Regions from separate parts of the Homo sapiens genome. Here region 1 is linked to region 2. A link is a contact called in ENCODE Hi-C data. All regions are on one chromosome and are shown on one strand. The core of a region is the stretch at or near the end of the contact, and the rest is flanking DNA. Distances in the headings are between cores, read along the strand shown. Region 1 holds the start of MNS1 (meiosis specific nuclear structural 1). Region 2 holds the start of PIERCE2 (piercer of microtubule wall 2).

What was found. Hi-C counts contacts between places; a loop is a spot of excess contacts on that map. Pooled maps may share reads with other maps.
Region 1: a loop to region 2 is called in a pooled map, with 9 times the contacts of the local background. The contact joins the promoter of MNS1 here to the promoter of PIERCE2 in region 2. A Hi-C loop is called at or near these places in 1 of 168 maps with a recorded cell type or tissue (sciatic nerve), 1 of 37 single-sample maps with no recorded cell type and 8 of 50 pooled maps.

What each region holds. Positions count from the first base shown.
Region 1 is chr15:56,463,386-56,467,963 of GRCh38, reverse strand. MNS1 (meiosis specific nuclear structural 1) reads left to right here and starts at 2,827. Exons shown (of 10, transcript NM_018365.4): 1 at 2,827-2,994; 2 at 3,717-3,938. The coding sequence starts at 2,992. RefSeq lists a silencer at 2,648-2,897.
Region 2 is chr15:55,407,245-55,411,522 of GRCh38, reverse strand. It overlaps PIERCE2 (piercer of microtubule wall 2), which reads right to left and starts at 3,028. Exons shown (of 2, transcript NM_001198784.2): 1 at 2,737-3,028. The coding sequence starts at 2,754. It overlaps CCPG1 (cell cycle progression 1), which reads left to right and starts at 3,164. Exons shown (of 9, transcript NM_001204450.2): 1 at 3,164-3,302. All of the region lies in intron 8 of DNAAF4-CCPG1 (DNAAF4-CCPG1 readthrough (NMD candidate)), which reads left to right. RefSeq lists enhancers at 2,785-2,984, 3,035-3,304, 3,665-3,944.

The DNA of each region.
Region 1 (4,578 bases), core at 1,578-4,077, 1.1 Mb before region 2:
GCAATACCATTTCGTAAATAATTTTTACTGTATAGCTACACTTAACAGTGCACATCTATTAACATGCTTTATTTCAGATCAGCAACTCTGTTAAGTTCAACCCTGTTATATTGTAACTACTGGGGGACATTAATCAGTATAATTCATCATCCATTATAAGGAAAAGCTCCTTCCCCTCAGTACTCTAGACATTTTAGTCTAGACTTGTAGGTAAAAAGTTGTTTTCTAGAGGGAAATGAACGAGAAGACTTCCTTGTAATGTTGGGAAGGCATAAGTCCTCCCTTAACAATGAAGTATCATTTATGATAGTAATAATTTATTACTAGAAATAATATTTAAATGTAATAATTGTTTTTTAATAATGACATGCAATGGAATGTTATTTAGTGATAAAAATAAATGAGCTATCAAGTCACATAAAGATTTGCAGGAACCTTTAAATGAGTTTTGCTAAGGGAAAGATGCCGGTCTGAAAAGGCTACATACTGTATGATTCCAAAGATACGACATTCTGGAAAAGGCAAATCTATAGAAACAATAGAAAGATTAGTGGTTCCCAGGGGTTTGGGAGGAAGGAGTGAGGGAGAAATGAATAGGTAGAACACAGAGACTTTTTAGGCAGTGAAACTATTCTGTATGATACTGTAATAATAGATATATGACAATATGTCTCAATTTTCTGACCTCAAGCAACCTTCTTGCCTCAGTCTCCCAAGTAACTGGGATTACAGGTGCAAGCCACCACTCCTGGCCAGATACATGACATTATGTATTTCTCAAAACCCACCTGGGAGCAGTGGCTCATGCCTATACTCCCAGCACTTTGGGAGGCCAAGGTGGGTGTATGACTTGAGGTCAGGAGTTCAAGACCAGCCTGGCCAAACTGGTGAAACTCCGTCTCCACTAAAAATACAAAAATTTGCTTGTAGTCTCAGCTACTTGGGAGGCTGAGGCAGGAGAATCGCTTGAACCTGGGAGGTAGAGGTTGCAGTGAGCCGAGATCATGTCACTGCACTACAGACTGGGCAACATAGCCAGACTTCATCTCAGAAAAAAAACAAAACAAATCCTCATAGACCTGTACAAAACAAAGAGTGAACCCTAATGTCAATTACGAACTTAATCATATTAATATTGGTTCGTCAAGTGTAACAAATGTACTACACTAATATGTAATGCTAAAAATAGGGGAAATTGTATGGGTGCGGTGGGGAGGAGAGGTGAGACGGGGAATTCTCTGTATTCTGTCAATTTTTCTGTAAACCTAAAACTGCTTCGAAAAAGGAGCAAAGTCTATTAAAAATGTAGTAATTGTTAGGATAATTTTTTAAAGGTTAAAATCAGCTAATTGTTACAATTGATTAAATTTGTCTTGGATTTAGGTCAATATTCTGGCCAAAAATCTTTTTCTCAGATTACCTATGAAATTATATGAATCCTTCTACCATATCCAAGGGTATACTGGAAATGAGGAATTATAACTGAAGTTCCCTTTAGAGACGAAAGTCTTCATTTCGAGAAGTAAACAGTAAAAAACATACATGTTTGCTGAAATACTTTGCAATGTCACTATTTCACTATTAGGAATTAACAAATTAAACCCCACACTCTATTGAATGTGTTATACCCTGTTCAACCCTGAACCCATGCCTGTCTCCTGTCTCTTCTATACAGTGCCCAACCCTTTGCGGAGATGGATATGCCAAGAAGAGAAATTTATAGCAGGCTGCCTGCTTTGCTCCATTCCAGATCAATTTACACAGAACACCCAGAGGGCAGGTTTACGCCTTCTCTCCATTTCTCTCAAACAGTGATGGCAATGAGTGGAGTACTAGAGACAACATAGATATGCAACCACGGGATAAATGACCAAAGGACAGAGAGACGAGCGACCTCAGTTGTATGATGGAACCAAGAGAAGTCGCTGATTTTTAGTTGTTTTGATCTGGTTGTAAGGATGGGGTGACAACTTCCAAGCTTTTACACGTCAGCACTGAAACTGCAAGTCCCATTTGTTATTAATCTTTAAGCAGACATATTGCTACAGAAGACGGACTCCAAATTAGAATAACACAAAGTTATACCACTAATCACCTTATACAAATATTTTAGTGTTGACAAGATTTCTCTGAATGTATCATTTCTAAAATCAGTATATCTAATTTCTCTGATCCATTATCATTCTTAAACTTCCCATTTAAAATGGACTTTAGTGTCTAACCTGCCTATGGAATGAACCAGATCAACATCCTGCCATCATGTAACGTGCTCTCTCTTGGTACCTGGACCACATAGCAGAGTAAGATTCATGTGGCTCATAGATTTTAGTCCCAAAATTTACCAGCAGCTTCTGCGGGGGGGGGGGGGGGGCGGGGGGGTGAAGTGAAGGCTGCTGGAAGCTCGTGCTACCCTCAGTGCCTCACAACCCAGCAAAGGGGACAGCGACCTGGACTCCCATTGCTGAGGATTAAACCAGTCATCGTCCCTAGCAGAGACCTGGCTGACTAGGCACTTAGTGTGCGGGATGCTCCATGCGTGGAAATTTCCTTCGGCTCCATGCATTAGGCAGTAGTTTGCGTATTTCTCTGTGCGCAGTCTCCACAGTCCCGAACTTGGCTCCCAAACCCACTGAAACCACAGTTCGGCCGCTGGAGGGAAATCGAGCTTCCCTAGCCCACTGCAAAGTGCTTGGGTCAGGCCACAGTCTGAACTTCCCGCTTTTCTAGTTTAGACCTATAGAAGTAGCCCTCCTGCCCTGGTCCTAAGAAGCTCAATGCCGATTGTATCTTATCGCGTCCAATGGGAGGCCACGTTCTGCGTGGGTCACTTTTGGTCGAGCGGAGGGCGCGCAGCTCCACCGTTGCCAAGACGCCGCGTAAACACCCGAGCGCGCGCAGCCAGGTGCGCTCCTTGGGGCTGCTGGCTGCTGCGTTTGCGGCGGGAGGTGGTGGCCGCGGTCCCACGAGAGGGGGTATTTTTCGTCAGCCAAGATGGTGAGCCAGTTGGGGGACTTGAAACTACTTGTTTATTGTTGATTTAATTCTAGTTTGGCGCTCATCTGCTTCTAAAAAAGGATTTTAAGTGCTTAATCTGGTCATTAATTGGGGAACTTGTATTTGCTTTCGGAGGCTTCAGGTGCTATTAGAAGGGACGCTCGCGGTGGTTTCCAGCTTTTTTGGCACTTTTCGCATAGTGTATTAAATACATCTTTAAATCTGCCCAATAGAACCTCTGAAGAAATAAGTAGATATAAAAGTGTAGGAGAAAGCGAATTGATAAATAGCGGCGAATTGACCTATTACATTTATGTTAGGAAAATCTGACCAGCTTCTGAACAGCACTTTATGGCCCTGTGGTGGTAGTCGTGGTGGTGGTGGTGGTGGGTGGAATGAGGGGAGGAGAAATTCCCTGGTGGTAGTAAAGATCTGGGTCTGTAGGGTGCGATTAATCCTAGCACAGCTATTTATTAGCTGCAGAACCTTGGGTAAAGTTACTTTTCATGTTTCATCTATAAAATAGGTAATAATAACAGTACCTATTTAATCGATATGTGAACATATTTACCACGTTTACTTTTTATTCGGTATACTCCTTTGAATTTAGGAAGGAAGCCAGGCTCTTCGTATCCTTTCTTACTAAGGTTTATATCAATACATTTTTTAAAATTAGATTTTGGAATATCAAAATATGCATCTTTTTTTTTCTTCCATCGTAGGGTTCCAAAAGGAGAAATTTGAGCTGTAGTGAAAGGCATCAGAAATTAGTAGATGAAAACTACTGCAAAAAATTACATGTCCAAGCTCTAAAAAACGTCAACAGTCAAATCAGGAATCAAATGGTGCAGAATGAAAATGATAACCGTGTTCAGCGCAAGCAATTTCTCAGATTATTACAAAATGAACAATTTGAGTTGGATATGGAAGAGGCCATTCAAAAGGTAAGTTTTACTATTCATTGTTACTTTTTTTTTCATTTTGCACCTTGGAAACGATGAAAGTCAGCTGTTAATGCTGGAAATGAGTAGATAAACAACAGCAGCAGGTAAGTGATGCCTGATTGTGCCTCAGCTCGGTGTAATCGTAAAGACCTGGGTTTCTGGAGCCGGCCTGTCTTTGAATCCTACTACTGCTATACCTTAGCTACGGACCCTTGAGTAAGTTGCTTTTACTTTTTTTTTTTTTTGGATGGAGTCTTGCTCTGTCGCCCAGGTTGCAGTGCAGTGGCACGATCTTGGCTCACTGCAACCTCTGCCTCCGGGGTTCAAGCGATTCTTCTGCCTCAGCCTCCTGAATAGCTGGGACTATAGGCGCGCAACACCACGCCTGGCTAATTTTTTAATTTTTAGTAGAGACGGGGTTTCACCATATTGACCAGGCTGATCTCGAACTCCTAACCTCGTGATCCGCCCGCCTCGGCCTCCCAAAGTGCTGGGATTATAGGGGTGAGCCACCGCGCCCAGCCTGCTTTTATTTTTTATGCTTTTTCTATAAAATGGGGAATAAGAATAGTACCTCCTACTTAGGATTGTTTTAATAATGAGTTAATACATGCAAGACTCTTGGAATAGTGCCTGGTAC
Region 2 (4,278 bases), core at 1,779-4,278:
TGAGCCACTGCGCCTGGCCAAATGGAATCAATTTTTATCACTATTTTATTTTATTTTTTGAGATGGAGTTTTGCTCTGTCACCTAAGCTGGAGTGCAGTGGCGCAGTCGCAGCTCATTGTAACCTCTGCGTCCCAGGTTCAAGTGATTCCCCTGCCTCAGCTTCCAGAGTAGCTGGGACTACAGGTGCCTGCCAACACACCTGGCTAATTTTTGTGTTTTTAGTAGAAATGGGGTTTCACCATGTTGGCCAGGCTGTTCCCAAACTCCTGACCTCTGATGATCCGCCTACCTCAGCTTTCCAAAGTGCTGGGACTACAGTCGTGAGCCACCATGCCTCACCAAATTTTATTATTTTCTTTTTTGCAGGTTTACCTCAATGTATGATCTTCCAGAAACAGTTCTGAAACCTACAGGTTAATGACCTTGTATTAGCATAATATGGTTTGCTAATATTCACTTAATACTCATAAGTTTGTAGTTGGCAAAGCTGGAAATAGAACTCAGGTTCACTGAGTGTCATCAATGTTATTCTCATCAGATCTTGCTGTTTATTCTTTTTGAAACTGCTTATTAATTTGCTTTAAATATTAACAACACAGATACTGGATAATAGTAAATCATAAGAATTTTAAAATTTTGATGGTATCTCAACTGATCAGCTTTTCTTAAATTTTCTAGGTTTCCTCAGCACAGGGGAAAGCTTTATAGGTGGAAGGTGGAGGCCCTGTGACTTGCGCAGAAAAGTACCACTGTAATTTACTTTTATGGGCACCTAAGCAGGTTGCCCAGGGCAACTTGTAGATTTTGTTGTTGTTGTTGTTAATACTATCTCCTTCAGTCACTGAGAACTCTTTTTTATTTTTTTATTTTTTGAGATGGAGTTTTGCTCTTGTTGCCTAGGCTGGAGTGCAGTGGCGTGATCTTGGCTCACTGCAACCTCCGCCTCCCGGATTCAAGCGATTCTCTTGCCTCAGCCACCCGAGTAGCTGGGATTATAGGCATGCGTCACCACGCCCGGCTAATTTTGTGTTTTTAGTAGAGATAGTGTTTCTCCATGTTGGTCAGGCTGGTCTCGAACTCTTGAACTCAGGCGATTCGCCTGCCTCGGCCTCCCAGAGTACTGGGCCTTAAATGCTGGAATTATAGGCATGAGCCACCGCGCCCAGCTGAGAACTCTTCTTGTTATCAAATGACCCTCTTTACTACTGGTTCTAGAATTTCGTTCAGCTTTGGCTCAAAACATAATGCAGAAAACGAAATCTAGTAAAAACAGAAGACAAATTAGCTGATAAACTTTGTTGGCATAATTAGTACCATAAAATCTGGAAAAGCTAAATCTTAAATTAAAAATTTTTTAGATTTCCAGGATAATTCACAAATGTTTATAGATTCAGAAACAAAAGGTCCATTGCTTTATACTTTACATCATAGACAACCACTGCAGTTTTCTAATATGGGTTTCACCTTCTTCAAACCTGATATTCTTAAAATGTGGAGTTCAAACTGACTATAGTTAAGAACGAAACAAATAGCCAATACAAAGAATAATAAAAGGATGAGTTCAAATTATCTGCCACATGTCATCAACTTTTATTAAATGATAAAAAGGTTAATTAAAATTGTAAATGATTTTTCAGAAGAAATTACATCTTAAAATTGGCCTGTGAAAGTGGCTTGAAAGGTATAAAAATCTACCAGTAGCTGGTATTAGCTTTCTTAGTAATTTAATTTTCAGTTAGAGAAAGCCAGACCACTTTGACCTTTCGAAGTCCTTTGGTATAGATACATATACATTTAAAAAGATAAATGAAAACAAGCCATTGATTAATAATGCCCATCGCAGAAGCTGTAATTATAAAATTAAGATTTTTTGATGTCACTGTTGATGTTGAATATAGTTAATAGAAAAGCAAAAATAAAAAATAAAAAAGGTCTAATTTTGAGGCACTCTTTTGTCTCTGCTCAGGTCCACCGTCTTCCTTGCTAATGTTTACGTTTATTATTAATTTTTCCATTTATTTATTTACTTTTACCACAATTAGGGGACAGAGAATGAAACCTAAACTTTTTATTGCTTCTGTAAAGAGTGAATATAAATGTAAGATTTTTTTTTTTTGAGACGGAGTTTTGCTCTTGTTGCCCAGGCTGCAGTTCAGTGGCGCAATCTCGGCTCACTGCAACCTCTGCCTCCCAGGTTCAAGCAATTCTGCTGTCTCAGCCTCCCAAGTAGCTGGGATTACAGGCCCGCGCCACCTCTCCTGGCTAATTTTTTGTATTTAGTAGAGACGGAGTTTCACCATGTAGGTCAGGCTGGTCTCGAACTCCTGACCTCAGGTGATCCACCCGCTTCGGCCTCCCAAATTGCTGGGATTACAGGCGTTGAGCCCCGGCGCCCGGCCACCAAATCCTTTTTCAAAACAACTCCCTTCTTTGACACAGTGCAATTTAAATAAGTATACAATTAACAAAGTACGTTTTTCTTGTTCAAAACCATCACTGAACAGTTTGCAACAGTAGGGTATGAATGCATACAATCTCGATGGTCTTTACACCTTCAGAGGCTATTCGGACTTAAGGAAACGTGCATTTACAAGTGTAAATGTAAAAGCTCAGTAGTTGCCTTGTAAAGTGCTTTTCGGGGTTGTGGGGTTGGGGGTGGTAGGAGTAGGTGGTGCCTCAAATTATACTAGCGAATACCAACATTCCCAAACATCTAGCCCTCTGCCTAAACTCACCCGGTTGCGGTCTGTCATTTTCGCTCTTCTTTGTTAATTTTTTCGGCAAAGTCAGTTTTCATGCAGCAGATGGCAAGAAAGCCGGTGAACGCCTAGGGACGTGGCCTTTTAACCGCACCCAATTAAAGCAGCAAACAGAAGATGAATAGCTGGGTGGATCAGTATGTGTAAACCTATCCGTTTAATCCGGGGAGCTGTTTTCCCGGGTGAAACCACGAATTCTTTCTGGAGGTTGCAACTCGTAACCATAGCAACTGGAAGTGGTCGCCGGCTCCCGGATGTTGTGGGGATCTGCGGCCGCCTGGCCCAGCTTCCCGCAGCCGCCCGGCGGCGGCCTGCGCTCCACTTCGGGAGTGGTAGTTCTTCTCTTCACCGCTGCCGGGCAGGAGGCGCAGGCGGGACTACGCGTCACGGCATGCACTGCGGCGCCCAGCCGGTCACCGCCTGCCGGCTGCAGACGCCTGCGAGCAGGTTGTTTTTATAAGAGGCGTCATTGGCGCCCGAGCTGTGACCGCCGCCACTGGGGCAGCCAGCACAATCGGGCGGAGGTGGCGCTGCCCCTTCAGGTACTGTACTAGGCGGGCTTAGACCCCGGGAGGGGGTTTGTGCCGACTGTCTGAGTCCCTGGCCGACACGCTCGGCTCAGTAGAGGAGCAGTGGCGGGGTCCGCCTCCTAGGCTGGGGCTGCTCGGGCGGGGACTTGACGCCTGGTGTCAGCGGCCGCACGGGCGACCTCCTCGGGCCGTGCGCGAGTGCACAGCTCCGGAGGCCCGAGCCGACCCTGGGGCGTCCGGTCCGGTGGTCTTGCAGCCTCCAAACCCCGAGTGCTATACCGAACTGCGCGCCAAGGGTGGGAGAGCTGACGGCCTGGGCCACCCTTCTTCCTTCACTGGGCAGGCTTTGAGGTGCTTGTCGGTCTGGACTGATGAAAATCCATATGGTAAGATGTTATGTGCGTCACCCTGCCGGGTTTAATGCCAGCCTGTCTTTTGATGACATTTGAGCCCCCGTGATGTCAGGAATAGAAAGATTAAATATTAAATAATGCCCGGAGACTTCCGCTAGCACGCCAGCCTGATGATGATCAAATACCTCTCCATATCCTTCTCCAGTTCCAGTGGCCTCCTTTAGCTTTGGTCTCCCTAATCGATTTGTCCTCATTAGCAGCTGTCCCATGCAGTGCCTTGTACGCGTTGTTTATGTTTAGCACTATTGGGAGCGCCAAGTAAGGTATTTTATTGAGTGGTGAAGTTTGCACTGTTCTGCTCTACTTTTATTGAAAAACACAGTTGGGCATTCTTGTAGTTAGAATAGCTAACTATATAGTACTATGAATTTTAGATTTGTCTCCTCCAATCTACAGGATAGTGCTTGAAATATCGCTATTACTGCATCGTATCTTTTAAGATTAGAATCATATTGGGTCCCACACGTCTCAGGGGATATTTATCACACACATCCAGTGTGAATGGTTTACTTTTATTTTCTGAGTTCAGGTCATATAGCAGAAGATGGAGATGGTGAGGGTATTATTTTAATTCA